2 separate regions of the Homo sapiens genome follow, and region 2 is linked to region 1. Evidence: read pairs that join two places in POLR2A ChIA-PET (ENCODE). Cell type or tissue: B cell. All regions are shown on one strand. Each heading gives the region's core, and the rest is flanking DNA. Links, peaks and the distances in the headings are about the cores only. Region 1 overlaps LINC02880 (long intergenic non-protein coding RNA 2880). Region 2 overlaps HDAC2-AS2 (HDAC2 and HS3ST5 antisense RNA 2).

The links. ChIA-PET counts read pairs that join two places held together with the same protein. Peaks named below come from ENCODE experiments on the same cell type or tissue, not always from the same donor. Only the 100,000 strongest peaks of a DNase experiment are listed, where the experiment ranks them.
Region 2: POLR2A ChIA-PET joins it to region 1 with 5 read pairs; 2 of 35 experiments call an interaction of 5 or more read pairs at or near these places.

What each region holds. Positions count from the first base shown.
Region 1 is chr6:113,920,033-113,928,379 of GRCh38, reverse strand. LINC02880 (long intergenic non-protein coding RNA 2880) reads right to left here. Exons shown (of 4, transcript NR_027060.1): 4 at 6,738-7,924. Among named protein-coding and RNA genes, the nearest start is that of LINC02880, 20 kb to the right of the region's middle. In B cell, for the core only: no CTCF peak of the experiment used is centred there; no DNase peak of the experiment used is centred there.
Region 2 is chr6:113,975,764-113,984,110 of GRCh38, reverse strand. All of the region lies in intron 1 of HDAC2-AS2 (HDAC2 and HS3ST5 antisense RNA 2), which reads right to left. Among named protein-coding and RNA genes, the nearest start is that of HDAC2, 8.8 kb to the right of the region's middle. In B cell, for the core only: a CTCF peak has its summit at 2,975 (motif pointing left); DNase peaks (open chromatin) are centred at 3,960 and 5,700.

The sequences.
Region 1 (8,347 bases), core at 69-8,068:
GGGGGAAGTAAAAAAGTGTATCTCATGAAGATAGAGAGTAGATTGGTGGTTACCAGAGGCTGGAAAAAATTGAAGGGAAGAGGGAATAAAGAGAGGTTCATTGACGGGCACAAATATATAGTTGCATAGAATAAATAAGACCTAGTGTTTGATAGATCAGTGTCAAACTGATCTATGACTATGGTTTACAATAACCTATTGTATATTTCAAAATAACTAGAAGAGAATAATTTGAATGTTTCTAGCATAAAGAAAAGACAAATATTTAAAGTGATGAGTATCCTAAACACACTGATTTGATCTTGACAAATTATATAAATGTATTAAATTAAAACATGTACCATGAAAATATGTGTATTATCAATTTTTAAAACATTAAAAATCTCTTTAAGAAAGTATAGTTTATTAATTCAATTAAATACTTATTCCATAAAAGTTATAATGTAAATCTATATTCTTGACAAGGAAATATATTATTTATATATATATTAATTAGTGAGGGAAAGCAGATTATATAACAAACGTATAATGTGACTACATTGTTGTTCAGATGATAACAAAAAAACAAATGCATACACTGAAAATAAACTTGACAATATTTAATCTATTAATAATACTTCCCCAAATTCTTTGAGAATAGAACTCTTTCTTGTTTTAGCAACTGCTAATAAAATTGGGACCTATTATCTGCAGAGCAGATTATGGAAGATTTGAGCTTAAGTGGTGATTCAGACTCTATATATGTGTATCAACATAAATAGAGTCTAGAGGTTTAAAAATCAAAATATTAACTGATTTTTTTCTGTATGATGTGATTAATATGTTTTTAAATTTCTTCTATTTATTTCTCAATTTATCTTCAATGAAAACATACATTACTTTGATATTTTCTTAAAACAACTCATTGGCTGCAAAATGTGATTAACTTTCTACCACTGGAATATTGTTAACATTTTCTAACTTCCAGATAAGAGGAAAGCTGGAGATGAAAAATTTACACAAAGAAGCAAACTTTGGGATTCTCTGTATTTTTGTCCTTTTTTTCCAACTAGAATCTTGAAGAGATCCAAAACTATAACTCTAAAGTACTTGCTGACAGTGTACGACCTGTCATTAAATAAGCCTGATGGAGACCTACCACAGAACAAAGGGAAATATTAGGTTACTGACCTGTCTCTTGGAGAGATTCCAAGGGAGTCTAGGAACTGCACGTATTAGCTGGTCAAACTGAATTTCACTCAAGAAAAGCTGAAAAATCCATAACAAAGCACTAGATCACCATTTAAGCTCATGTCTCTCATAATCTGCTTTGCAGATACTAGTTCCATGGTATGTTAGCAGTTGATAAAACAAGAAAATAGCTCCCTCCATGCTCAAAGAATTTGGAGAAGTATTAGATTAAATGTTGACAAGTTCATTTTCAGGAGCACCTTCACAGATACTTGAATGTGCAAGTGTGATTGGTGATCTCTTAAAGTGAGGTATCACATTCACAGTTCTCTAACCTATTGACCATACAACGCTTTTTCTCCACAAAGCACCTCAAAGGACAACACCAGTGACTTCAGCTAATGCTAACTAAAGAGCTAGGTAGGTCCAATCAGTGAGACAACCTCCAGAAAAACACCCTGAGGCTGAGTAAATGGCCTGCAAGTGGCAGAAAGGATTCAGTGTGGACCAACAGATAATATAAGAATATAAAGTCACAATACCAACTTCAGTAGTATTCGTTCTTTTCTAAAAATACTTTGTTTTTGAAGTGATACATGATTATCATAAAAAAAAAAAAAAAAGCAATGTAGAAATGTACAAAGAAAAAGTAAAACTCGCCTTGGATGCCATCATAGGTAATTGTTAGTAGAACTCAGAAAACAATCTTAAGGACTTTCTCTACCTACTCCATATGTATTTATGTATTCATTTTTATAGGATTACATTCTACACGTGGTGTTCTTTAACCTATGGTTTTTTAATCCATTTGTTTTAAAATATTTTCCATGTCTATAAATATAGATCTACCATTCTCTAAATGTTGCATAGTTTTCCTTTATGTGGATGTGCTATAATTTGCTGAGCAAATCCCCCTTGATGGGCATCCATGGTCTTTCCAATGTATTGACAATGTAATAGTATCAGTTATCCATTCATTGAGAATTTCCCATTGGTTTCCATGGATGAAGGCTTACCTAGATCTCCTCCTAAGTTTTTAAAAATTGATCTTCTAACTTCTTTTGCTTTTCTCTAAATTGTGGATGTTCTCCAAGGTTCTGCTATTTGCCTCTAGCAAGTTTGTCTGTTCTCATAGATTCAAATATTATTTCTCAGTCCATGATTTTAAAATTCGTATCTCTAACCCCAATACATAGCCCCCCTGTAACCTCTCACATGTGTTCCAGTACTGTATTTCCAACTACATTCTGCACACATTTACTCAGATATCCTGCCATTGCTTCAAGCTCAATGTGTTCAATGTTAAATTCATTAGCTTTTACTCCAAATTGACTCTCTTTCCCAACTACAACATGTGTGTCAATAACCTAGTTACCTCCCCGTCTTTGAGTATCTTTCTCCCTGGTTTCCTATATTCAGTCCATTATTCATTTGTTTCTTCCTTTATAATATCTCTCAAATATGTCCATTTAAAATCATATATTAACATTGAACATCTATTATATACTAGGTGTTATAAACTGAACATTTTTTTTCCTCCCATAAAATTCGTAAGTTGAAATTCTAACCTCCAACGTGATAGTATTAGGAGAAGCCTTTGGGAGATAATTATGTAATGAGGGTGGAGCCCTCATGAATGAGATTAGTGCCTGTATGAAAGGGACTGCAGATTGCTCTCTTGCTCTTTTTCTGTTAGGTGAAGATACAGTGAGAAGATGGCCATCTATAAACCAAGTAGTGGGCCCTCATCTAACACCAAATCTCTTGATGTCTTTATCTTAGACTCCCTTGCCTTTAGAAGTGTGAAAAATAATGTTTGTTGTTTAACACAGTCTATGGTGTTCTGTTGTAGCAATTTAAACTGATCAAAACACTAAGCATTTAAAAACCTTTATAATTTAGTCTTTATAACAATTATGTATGCTGATTTCACATCCATTTTATAAGTTGAGAAAATGAGGTTTAAGGAAGTTGGGTACCTTGCTTGAAGTCACAGAGTTTATGAGTTGTTGGGCTGGGATTCAACTCCAATTTTTCTGATTTTGAAGTCCATGCTTTTCCTAGTAGCACATGGATTTTTTTCACTGAATTTTACAGCAGTAATCTTCCTCATTTCCTCCATGCATGGTGGCCAGAGCCTCTGAGTTTGTCTTTCCCCCTTCCAATCTCTTACTGCTTCAATCAACCCTTCTCAATGTATCTCCCCTGCCAGGTTAATTTTGCTTAAACATGTATATCCCAAAGATATAGGTCCTCAAAAAAAAAAAAAAAGCTTTTTATTGAAACTGGCAGGAGAGGGAGCAGTGAGTTTCCAGTGGCTTCACAGAACTTCAATTATTCTGCTCCCAGTAACATTTTCAAAAAGAAAAAAAGGAAGTTATAAATAATCAGAAGAGGACAAAACAGTTAAAATCTTCAAGAGTACTTGAATGAGACCTCAAGTCAGGTGAAATCTAGAGAGGAACAAGATGTGGAGAAGGGACAAGCCCATGGTCCAGATGTTGTTTCCTTTCCCCTCTGTTCCTTCCTATGCACCAAGAGGAGGAGGGTCCCTCTGCACAGCACAAGAGAGCTGGTCTGGGAAACCTACCAACAATCCACAATGGAAACTGGAAAAGGAAACTGATGTTTTGATTAAGTGAATATTTGAAATTATTTCATTCCAAAGAAAAATATCCCAATGAAAGTGCCAAACATTCAATATTCACAAACAGAAAACAGATGCAACATGTGTTCAGTTTGAAACTGAGTTGGGAATAACTCTCATGAAGCTGAGTGAGGACATATTTAAACAATATAATTCATAATAGCTTTGGAGAGGTTTCATAGAGGATACAAAAGAGTACTATACACACATTTAGCTATCCCTAGAGTATGTGCATGAACCAAATATAATAAATATATGTCTGCTATTTAGCTTTGCAATTTCCACATGCTTTTTAAATGATGGAATTACTTACCATATAAGACACTAAAATATTTTTTTAGCAATATATATACTGGTAATGTTTTTAGAACCAAATTATCAAAATAATTAACCAGTGGAAAATTTTTTTTTTCTGCTTCCCTAGTTCAATCCTTTCCTGAAAAAATTTTCTACTTCCTGATTTGGAAAATGAATTTGGAGCCAAGATTTACTTTCTCTTAGAAGGAAACCTTCAACAAAGCTTTCTCATCCTTTGATCCTCTTAGAAAAATGAGGCTATCTCTCTTCAGAAAACAAAATTCTTTGATTATTCATTTTTCAGTAACTTAAAAGTGTTTGGAGTGCAAAAATAAAATCATAGTTTTAAAGTGGTAACAGAATGGCTAAATTTTAGCTAATCTTTCATCCAAGTAGATCAAAAAGTTTTAACAGGCCTGTAAAATGCTTCCACATGTTTCTAAGCAGAAAGCTGAGGATGGATACTAAATTGTGACATTTTACAGTTTATACTGTCATCAGTATTTTGTATGTATTTTTTATTGTTGCTGTTGTTCTTTATTTCAAAAAATGAGGTTTTCCACATTTTGAATGTGTTGTTTTAGCAACAGTTCCCACATTCAAAACAAATTCACATAGAGTCTAGTCAACAAACATGATTGAGTGCTTGCTATGTGCAAAACACTATACTGTGCTGTTATGAAATTTTCCATTTGAATTAAACTTTTATATTGGTTTATTTATGTGCTAATTTTACTGACTAATTTTTTGGAACAAATTTTCAATGTGATTTTCCTTATTCTAGTTCCTCACTATCCTACTGTGCAATTGACCATGTACCTCTGAAGTCTCAATTAATATATATATTATGCATTCGATAAAATAAAAAATGAATTATGTTAAAAATGTGATATAAGATTAAATATTGAGTGAAATTGGAAATATATAGTTACAGTATGTGGACTAAGAATGCTGCAATATAAACAGATATGTGAACACTAAGGTATCATGGTAGATTATATCATTGGCCCTGATTGCTCTGCCCTACTCTCCCTCCCCGGCATCTACACTCTTTACCATGCCACTTTGCAATGCTTTCCCATAGTAGACACAGCATAATTCTCTATCTTAGGCTTAGTCATGTGAATTGCTTAAACCAACAGAATGAGACAGAAGTGACAGTGTGCTAGCTCCAAGATTAGGTCTCAAGAAATTTTGCATGTTTCCACTTTCTCTCTTGTGTTCTTGCCATCCATGAGAAGGATATGCCAGAGCTTGAAGTTCACAGGTGCTTGAAGAAGAAATTTAGACATTTGGAGATGAGTTCCCCCAGCTAAAGTACCCTACACAGATCTAGCTTAGAGCAGGTCTCCTAGTCAACCTATAATGTGACCCCAGTTGATAGCAGCTTGTGAGTTTGCTAGGGCTGCCATAACAAAGTATCAGAGACTATGTAAATTAAAACAACAGACATTTATTTCCTAACAGTTCTGCAGGCTGGAGATCTAAGATCAAGGTGTCAGCAGGTCTGATTTCTTCTGAGGCCTCTCTCTGTGCCTTGTAGATGGCTGTCTTTATGTTCACATGGTGTTTTCTCTATGCTCAGGTTTGTGTCCAAATCTCCTCTTTTTATAAGGATACCAATCTTATTGGATTAGAACCCACCCTTATGACCTCACTTTACCTTAATTACCTCTTTAAAGACCCCATCTCTGAATACAATCACATTCTGAGGTACTGGGGATTTGGATTTCAACATATGAATTTTGAAGGCCATAATTCAGTCTATAATGTCAGTGAAGCTCAACCTAAGTCAGTCAATACTTAGTCCTCAGGTGTCCCACAGATTCATGGGCCATAATAATAAATTACTACTTCAAGGCTTTGTTATAAAACATTAGCTAACTTATACAGATAGTATGAAAAGGTATTTAAATAATTATTGGATGATGAGATTTTTAGTAAATAAAAATTTTTTAAGATTGCTGCTACATATTATTTTAAGCTAGTTACATTTATTTCAGAATGTAAACTAATACTTTTTCATTACTATAAAAACAGAAAATGTAGTAATACATACAATATAGAAACAAATATCACTTATCATCTGCCTCCCATCTCATCCATGGAAACTTGTGTTGAATATCTTCCAATTATTTCCTATTTACAAACACACACACACCCATACACATTTTTACACATATACCCATACATTTTTTTTTACGAAAGGCATTATATTAAACATATTTTAAACTGTTTCTATTTTTTAAATAAGTTTTTTTCCCAAGGATAATGTTCTATGTAAATAAGTATAGAGCAACATCGTCTCTTTAATGACTGCATAGTATGCCATTTTACCATAATTTACTTTTTAATGACTATTATTTAGATTGCATTAATTTTTCAGAAGTTTCTTTTTTCTATTTTTTTTTAAAGATGAAATAGTATTTCTTCCTAAAATGCTTTGAGGTTTGGAGTTGAAAGAAATAACACATGCAGAGACTATTACCATCTCTTGTTTACTGTACAGTTCGACTTCAGCCAGCTTTACATAGATGGCTTTAACAAAGCCTAAAGTATAATGTATTTGGCCTTGGTGCAGAGTTCAGCGAATCGAAATGAGGATGATGATAACAGCAGAGCTGGTGTTCTCATTTTATTAAACATTAATTCAATCAATATCTATGAGTTACCTATAATATCTTTGAGTTACCTACAAAGTATATGACACTGTCCTACCCGTGACAGAAATGAAGTAGACACATGTGGTTTCAAATCTCCTCCTGCCTAGCAGGGGGAGCAGACAGGGATGTTCCTGGGTAATCCTAAGGACTCTCCACCTTCAATCCACAAGGTTGCATATGAGATAATGAAAGAAGCTCAGTGTAAATGGTCAGAAGAAACATTTGCCTTTCAAGGTTTTCTAATTTTATAATGGATAACATTAAAATAGCTTTTCTTAAGAGCACTAATTTTCTTTTTGTTTTTTCTTTCTGAGTAAGAGAAAGATAAAACTCTCGTTTTCCTAATAACAGGATATGTTTAACAACCCTGAATATCTTTCCAAGTGAGAGCCTCCTAGGCAAGTATTTTCTGAGAAGTCTTTGGTGTAGTCTCTGACCCTTCAACTTTGGCCAGCCATCTGTCAATTGCAGCTCTGGTCTCTTTCCTGCTTTCTGCCATCTCATCTCTGTCAGTGTGGCCACAACAGGAAGTCAGTGCTGATAACACGAGGACAACCTCTGCTTTTACAGCCCACCCGAACCAAGGCTGGCTGCATGGCTGCTGCCATTTGTTCTATAGTTTTGGAACCCCACCTTGGTTGTGATTTTGTGCCAGAGAATCTTTACCTCTGGAGAATGCAGTGGAGACATTCTTGTGTCATTTCACTTCCAGAATGCAAGGCCACCCAGCTACCCATTGTGTTAAGTAATGAGCTAAACAGAGGTATTCTTCTCTGCAAAATTGGAAACCTCATGGGAGGAAACAATATTTTTATCTGAGCACACACTGTCTGAATTCAGATCAGTGTGATCCATAAATTGTATAAACTCCATGCCAACCTACTTTCTTCACGTCCATCAGTAAATTTAGAAAGCACAGATTAGTGCAGCTATATTGAGTCTTTATTTCATTTAATGCTTTTAGCAATGCTAAGTGTTTTCAATATTAGGTTTCTAGGAAACCAATACTCATGCTGACAGATAATGTAAATGACAAGCATACTTACCACATACTTACCTCTGGATACACACTCAGTGGATCTGAGGTTCAGAAGAGTGAGGCTGGGGACCAACAGGTAAACATCTTTTCAATCAAAATGACAAAGGTCTGAGTCAAGGAGCAGGATCAGATTTGATATTGAAATATTTGTTGACAGATGAAATACAGAAAGTTGTAGATGTTAGTGTCATAATAACAACAATAGCAACAACAATAATGATAACCCAACCACAACTAATTATTGAATGCTTCCTCTTGCTATGATCCTATGTTGGCCTGATACTATGTTAAGTACTTTATCTATATTAACTTGTTTCTTCTCCACAACAACATCACGAAGGCAAACATTATTACTGTTATTATTATCAGTATTTTAGATTGAGGCACAAAGCTATTAAGTGATTTAGGTTATTAAGTGACAGAGTTGAGATTTTTACCAGGCTCTTAATTACTGCATTATACTACTTATGTGCATTTATCTTTCACTGTCCTTTGCCGTACTGTCAAGCTATTATGACTTTTATAATAAAA
Region 2 (8,347 bases), core at 163-8,162, 56 kb before region 1:
TCACCTGTTAATGGACAGGTTGTTGGATTTTTCAAGTATTTTGCTATTATAAATTAAGCCCCTATGTACATTCATGTACAAATCTTTATATGTTTGTATCCTCTTATTTCTCTTAAATAAATACTTAGGTGTGGAATGGCTGGATCACAAGATAGATGTATGTTTAACTTTAAAAAAAATTAGAGACAGGGTCTTGCTAGATTGCCCTGGCTGGCCTCAAACTCCTGGGCTCAAGCGATCCTCCCATCTAAGGCTCCCAAAAAGCTAAGACTATAGGTACATGCCACTGTGCCTGGTTGACGAATTTTTTTTTTTTTTTTTTGAGACATAGTCTCACTCTTGTCATCCAGGCTCAAGTGCAGTGGCGCCATCTTGTCTCACTACAACCTCCATCTCCCAGGTTCAAGCGATTCTCCTGCCTCAGCCTCCCGAGTCACTGGGATTACAGGCGCCCACCACCACGCCCAGCTAATTTTTTTGTATTTTTAGTAAAGATGGGGTTTCACCATGTTGGCCAGGCTGGCCAACTCCTGACCTCAAGTGATACGCCCACCCTGGCCTCCCAAAGTGCTGGGATTACAGGCTTGAGCCACTGCGCCCTGCCAAATGTTTAACTTTTAAAAGAAACTGTCAAATTGTTTTCCATAGTGGTTGTGCCATTTTACATTCTCAACAGTGGTGTATAAGAGCTCAAATTGCCCCACATCTTTGTTAACACTTGAGGTGATCAGTCTTTCTAACTGTGGCCATTTTAACAGGTGTATAGTGGCATCTCATTGTGGTTTTGATGTGCATTTCCCTAGTGATTGAGGTTGAGTACTTTTTAAAGAACCTGACATCTGCAAATCTTCTTTGGTGAAGTGTCTTTTCAAATCTTTTGCCAATTTGTAGTGTACATATATATACAATATTCTTTCATAAAAACATATATTTTTGGCTACCTCATACTAGATCAATATGATGAGGCAGATTACTACCTAAGAAGTCACCAACTTCTTATTCCCACAGCTGCTAAATACACTTTACAAGTAGAAAATTTGTAAAGTCTCAGCCCATTCATGGAGTAGAACATAGAGTTCTATTCTATGTTTGGAACACAGAGTTCCAAAAGTTTCCACTGTCTCAGGAAGCATATACACAGTGTGGAATTTAGATGGCCTTGGGGCAGAGGGTGGGAAAAGTCAACTGTGAGTTGAGCATAGATCCTAGGACCAGTGTGTACAAGTGGCATCCAAAGATAACTGAAAATAAAGGAGGTTAGAAGGTCAACTGCTGGGCCGGGTGCAGTGGCTCACGCCTGTAATCTCAGCACTTTGGGAGGCCAAGGTGGGTGAATCACGAGGTCAGGAGTTCGAGACCAGTCTGGCCAACATGGTGAAACCTCATCTCTACTAAAAATACAAAAAATTAGCTGAGCATGGTGGTGGACGCCTGTAATCCCAGTTACTTGGGAGGCTGAGGCTAGAGAATCGCTTTAACCCAGGAGGCGTAGCTTGCAATGAGCCGAGATCGCAACACTGCACTCCAGCTGGGGCAACAGTGCAAGACTCCATCTCAAAAAAAAAAAAAAAAGTCAACTGTTGTTTTTAAGTGGCTCTGGGATAAAGGGCAATATTAGGGTCTTTTTTACTTGCCTTTGTTCTCCTCTTTGCTAACATGACTCACAGGCAGATGCCACCCCCATCATCTGCTGCACTGCACAGTGGCAGCAACAGGCACATGAGACAACTGGGCCCCAACAAATTCACTGGATGTTAATCCCAGGCCTCTCTTGAGAATGCCAATCTTAAGAGGGTTCACAGAGGCCTAAAATTAAACAGACTGGACACAGAGTGGGAGGGTGGTACTGCTGGGAGTAAGTGGCTATGATTCAGTAGGCATGGTACTGCCCAGTGTGGCTAACAGAGTATTTCAAAGTTGGCTGCAATAATCCTTTCAATCCACGATGCTTTTCTGAAATGTCACCTTGACATTGGAGTAGTGGGCTCTATGTCCCCCCATCTTAAAATTGGGTGCACCTTTGTGAATGCTTCATCCAAGAAGGGCCGTAAAGTTATGCGACTTCTGAGGCAAGATCATAAAAATGCCATCTTCTTCAACTCTATTGGTACATCCATTCTTAGAACCCATCTAACCATTCTGTGAGAAACACTAAGGAACCACATGGGGAGTCTTGAAGTGTATTCCCACAAATCACTTATTTACAAAGGGGAAAATGAAAACTACACAGTGGAGAAACCTGGTAGACACCACCTTGACCTAGTTATCAAAGTTAACAAGACCAATAGATAAGGAAAATAGATTAATGCATCTCCTGTCATGGTCACTAAGGACACAACATCACTCCTATGGTATTTCTGCAGACATCACAGCTAAGTGTAATATATGATTCTGGATTGGATCTGAAATTAGCAGAAAAATTAGCTGTAAAAAACTATTGGGATAGTTTGCAGGAATTTTAATACAAACCCTGAATTAGATAAGTTTTATATAGATTTCCTAATTTTGATGACTTTATCTGATTATGTAAGGGAATGTCTTAGTTCTTAGGAAATACACACTGAAATGTTTCCAACCTACTTTTAAGTGGTTTAGAAAAAAAAAAAAAAAGTGTGTGTGAACAATTGGCGAATCTGGGGAAATGGTATACAGAAGTTTCTCATACTATTTTTGCAATTATTCTGAAAGTTTAAAATTATATAAAAATTGAAAGCTCTCCCTAACCCTCTAAAAGAAGGTAAGGACTTAAGCGTTCATGGAATAGGGCTGGTTTGGACATGGGCAATACTTGTTTCCCTGGATCCAGCAACGCTCATAGGCTGGCTGTGTTTTAGAAAATAACAGATGATCCTCAGGGAATGGGAATGAACTACAGAGGGATGTCATTGCTATTTAGACAGGGGTTTGGACCAGCAAGGGTCTCCCTACAGCAGAGGGTGGCCAGTCTGTGCAAGCTCTTCCTTCTGTGACACCTTGTGGCAATGAAGAGCTATTGCGGACCTCAGTGCCATCTGTTCACCAGGACTGACCTGCTTTTAATTCCATCATCTCCTAGAGTTCTTTGACAATTTGAGAGTAAAGATGTTTAGGAAGAGACACAATGCTTTCAGTTAATATGGCATGTGAAACTTCAAACTAGAAATGGGAAAAATAAGAGATGTAACAGTGTTTGTGTCTTTAGTTTATAAAGTAATGCCAATCATATTTCTGTAGCTTTATATGCTACGGTACAACAATTGTGTCAAAAACTATACAAGTACTAAGAGATAATGACAAAAGTATGACTGAACAGTTCTCTCAAATGGGAAAAGTGCAACTGCAAAGCAAAGTTATGTAATAGTGTCTTTGCACATTAATGTGTTCTTGAAAAGCTGAGTAAACTGAACTTTTATAACTGCAACCATATTTTCACTGCACCTTGAGAATTTGAAATAATATTATAGGATGAAATTTTGAAATGTGAAGCCATAGAAACTTTTTACTTATCTAAATATTCAGTCTCTGAAAAAAATCATGTTTTGCTAAAGTGCAGTATTCCTACAAAGTTAGATATTTACATAGTTAGAAGCGAGTGATAAATCATGTACTTAAGAGCTTACATGTTTAAAATTGTGGACCACATAATAGGCAATTAGTTTGTATAACTATTAAAATTATTTACTGATAAGAAGGGTGAATTTTTGTATTTTATTTTGAATTTGCATTATGTATTAATAAAAGCTGTTTGGCTTATAAATAAGAGAGATTCATATAAACTAGTTCAAGCAAAAAATGGGAATTTATTGACCCATATAACTGGGGAGTTTAGAGGCAGTGCTAGCTTTCAGGCATGGCTCAATCCAGGGGCTCCAGTGTTTTCTTTCTAGCTAGCTAACTAGCTAGCTCTCCCTCTGCTATCATCTATATCTCTTTACTTCCCTCTGTATTTTTCTCAGTTCCTCTTTGTACAAACGGGCTTCTCCTTAAGGTCAGGGAAGACAGCCAAAAGCAAATAAAATAAGTTTCTCCAGTTTGCTCTATCAGCAATGTCTGGGGAAAATATTCTGGCCCAATCTGGATCACAAGCACATCCTGGAATGGGAGGATGGAGGCTATGTGCTTTACAACCCTACCAGGATCCTGGCCCTGGATGGGTGGCAGAGCAGGATGTTAGGAGTTATAGTTCACCCAAAGAACCAGAAGATGAAAAAAAAAAAAAAAAGGTAGTAAACAGACAAAAACTATAATTACCACTGTCCCCTATGCTTCATTAATGTACACTTTTATAATTCTAATGGACATATAGACAACTATGTATCAAAAGCTTTTTAAGCTAAATATTGGACCAATGCATGAAGACGTATTTTAACAGATTTAAAGAAAGCACTATTTGTAAGAGCCAAAAATTTTTTTAATCTAATAGGGTTTAGTTAAATCTTAATTTATTCATGAAATGTTTTTGCATGTATTTATACAGAAATGTATTATTGAGAGGGGAAAGGCAAATTTAATACATTATGTGTTTATAAGACAGCATTTAAACAGTAAATCCCAATTTTTGTTTTACAACATATATCCTCACCTGCTTACATAGACTTACGTGTATTTCTTTTTTGTTTGTTTGTTTGTTTTGAGATGGAGTTTCACTCTTGTTACCCAGGCTGGAGTGCAATGGTGTGATCTCGGCTCACTGCAACCTCCGTTTTCCGGGTTCAAGTGATTCTCCTGCCTCAGTCTCCCAAGTAACTGGGATTACAGGCAGGTGCCACCATGCCCGGCTAATTTTTTTATTTTTAGTACAGATGGGGTTTCACTATGTTGATGAGGCTGGTCTCGAACTCCTGACCTCATGTGATCCGCCCGCCTTAGCCTCTCAAAGTGCTGGGATTACGGGCATGAGACACTGTGCCCGGCCAATTTATGTGTATTTCAAAAGTAAGGAAGCATGTGCGACAAAATGATATTAAGGGCTGGGAAGAGAGATGCATGATAAATTTTTTTCCTTTTTGTCTGTATTTTCTTATTTTCTATTAAATGACATATAAAACAAAAATCAAATTCTATACAACTCAAAGTTTTATGCATTCAACCCTAGTTACAAATACTAATCCATTCCTGGCCAAGTGCGTTGGCTCACGCCTGTAATCCCAGCACTCTGGGAGGCCGAGGCGGGCAGATCACCTGAGGTCAGGAGCTTGGGACCAGCCTGGGCAACATGGTAAAACCCTGTCTCTACTAAAAATACAAAAATTAGCTGGGTGTGGTGGTGCATGCCTGTAGTCCCAGCTACCCAGAGGCTGAGGCAAGAGAATTGTTTGAACCCAGGAGGCAGATGTTGCAGTGAGCTGAGACCATGCCACTGCACTCCAACCTGGGTGACAGAGCAAAACTCCATCTCAAAAAATAATAAATAAATAAATAAAAAATAAAAATAAACAAATACTAATCCATTCCAAACTATCATGGTGCCTAGTGGCAAAAGGCAGAAGTCAGGCCCCACTAACTTACCCAGTTAACATGAGCTAAATGATTCAATTTATAAGAAAACTTTAGGTAAAAATCTAAGTGTGCTACACTGACGTGCAGAAAATGTTTGGATACCAAGCATTAGTCAAGTTTAGATACTATGCATTAGTCAGTAAGTGGATCTTGGCTCATCTATATCAGAATCACTTTGAGAAGCTTGTTAAAATGCAGACTCCCCGCGTCTCAGTCCAGAACTTCCAATTCAGAAATAATAGAAGGTAGGCCAAGGAACTGGCATTTTCAATCAATTCCCAGGGGATTTTTATATACAATGAAGCATGAAAACTCCTGTTTCAGAAATGATAAGGTAGAAACAGTATAAAAGGGAAGTGATCAGTCTGCCAAGAGAGACTTCCCTACATCATTTATGTTACAATCATTATTAATAGCACAGTTCTTTTGTATAACATTTTGACTATGAACATTAATCAGAAAAGTATAAAGTTGTCATTAAACATTCAAAAAACAGAGTAATTTTATTACATGTAGGGCTCAACATTTTTTTTCCCAGTAAAATTTTTAGCGATTAAAATTCATAAAATTCACAAAATTCTTACTACAGAAACCATCCTAGGATCTCATCTATGTTGTTAACAAAATAATCTTGAAAGTATAGATAGTTCTTGGAAAAAAAAAAAAAAGAAAAGGCATGTAAGGAGGGAGGAAAGAAAGAAAAACTCATCAGAATTTTGCTGGGCACCGAAAAAGAACTTAGGGAAAATACTTCTAAAGTCATAAAATTCCATCAAGGGTAGTCTCTAAATGATTTAAAATATAATTTTAATATACCAAATTTTAATTTACAAATTAACTTATGGGGAATCTACAATTTTAGGGAATACCTATTATCCTAAAATTTTAAGATAATAAAATGAAGAAATAAAAGTAAAATTATCCAATTAACCTTGCTTCAACCCTCTACCTAGCCAATGTGCATTTGCAAGTATATTGTAATGGAAAGCCGTGAGTAGTAATAAAGGAAACAATTAAATGGAAAATTTTTGTTTAATAGAGTAAAATGAGTTAAGCTAAATTCTGGTTTATTATAAACATACTGAATAATTTTCTATTGGGAAGAGCAAAAATCTTTATTGCCTGCTATAAGTACTTTTGAAGTACTTGGAAATATATTGTAAAGGAAAACTCAGCAAAATACAAAAATTAAGTGACCTTTTCAGTTATTTCCTTCTTTAGTTTCTATAGTGTAATAGTTGAAAGAAACTTTTTAAGATGGGAGAGCTGCAGTGTACCAGATTGCAGTTATGCAGCCCTCAGCTTATTCTTAAGTGACATAGTACTGATCCTTTTACTATGGTTGCATTAGTCAGGGTTCTCCAGAGAAACAGGACCACTATCAATCTGATGGAGTTTTCCAATTAAACTATCCAAAACATATGTAAAATTTCCTAGGAATTTTCTGTTTTCCACCTATGATCAGAAAGAATCTAGGAGTCATCCTAATTTGAATATTTCATTCATCCAAATTAGGATGACTCCTAGATTCTGTGGGTTTATAGTATAAAAAAATTCTCATTGCTTACAATGCTTTGGCATTACAGTTGACCCTTGAACAAAACAGGTTTGAACCATGTGGGATTCCATTTCAACCAAATGCAGCATTCCCCGGATGTAAAACCCATGTATATGGAGGGCCAGCTTTTTTTACACTCGGGTTCCACAGGATCAACAGTGGGACTTGAGTATGCATGGATTTTGATATATGCAGCAGGTTCTAGAACCAAGCCTTCATGTTTACTGAGGGAGGGATGACTACCTTTTGTCATGAACTGTAAAGCATTTAAACTTTTACCCTTCTTGTAAGCTAATAAATTAATCTGCTGGTTTCATGGATGCTGGCAGAAGTCACAAAAATCCTAGTTAGGAGACAAAGTACTTTATTGCTTATAGCACAGAAAGCAGCATGAGCATCAGCATATTTGTCAGTTCCTCTTGCCCCCAACTCCCACAGGGAATATGTAATGGACCCAAATGCCACCTGCACACTTAGTGGGTTGCACTGCAAAAGAGAAACCCAGATCCAAGGGTCCAAATTTCTTGAACAAGCAGCAAACAAGCCAATCTCCCTTACCCTGATGGTGAGCAGTTACACGAGAGTCATTGTACAGTTACCCTGACCCACTTAATTGTCTATGTGTCTAGCTGCAAAAATGCTCAGTCTCAGGAGACAGATAAGACTTGCAATCTGGCATACTTAGCAAAATTATGCAGGGACACTCAGGACCAAGACAGATCTTCCTCTTCTAACCATCCACCCTTAAACGTTCTTGGCAGAACTCAAAATTTCACATGAATATGTGACTCCATTGACCACTGTGATTAATCTGATGTATAGAGGCTTAATTCCATTTGTCTTGTATAGCACTTAATTAAGGGACTATCAACAATACAAGCAGCAGGACAAAGTATTGACCTTAATCATGACACCCAGAGTTCTGAATACCACAAACCAACAGGGTCTACCTTGGAAAGTCAGTGGCTTTCTCCTTAAGGCTCTCATTTGACCTTTCTACTTGGTTTGCGGCATTAATCCAGGTATAGCTGGATGTTTTAGGGACGATTTAGAATCTGACATCTGTTGCAATTCTATCATCTATAACAATTCTGGTCAGTGAGTTGAGTTGGAGCTGACTACCTTCTAAGGCCCAGGTGGTATCATTAATCACTTCAGCTGAACTCAGGGACAAATTTCTTTTCTTTTTTCTTTTCTTTTCTTTTCTTTTTTTTTTTTTTTTGAGATGGAGTCTCGCTCTGTCGCCAGGCTGGAGTGCAGTGCTGTGATCACGGCTCACTGCAACCTCCACCTCCCAGGTTCAAGCAATTC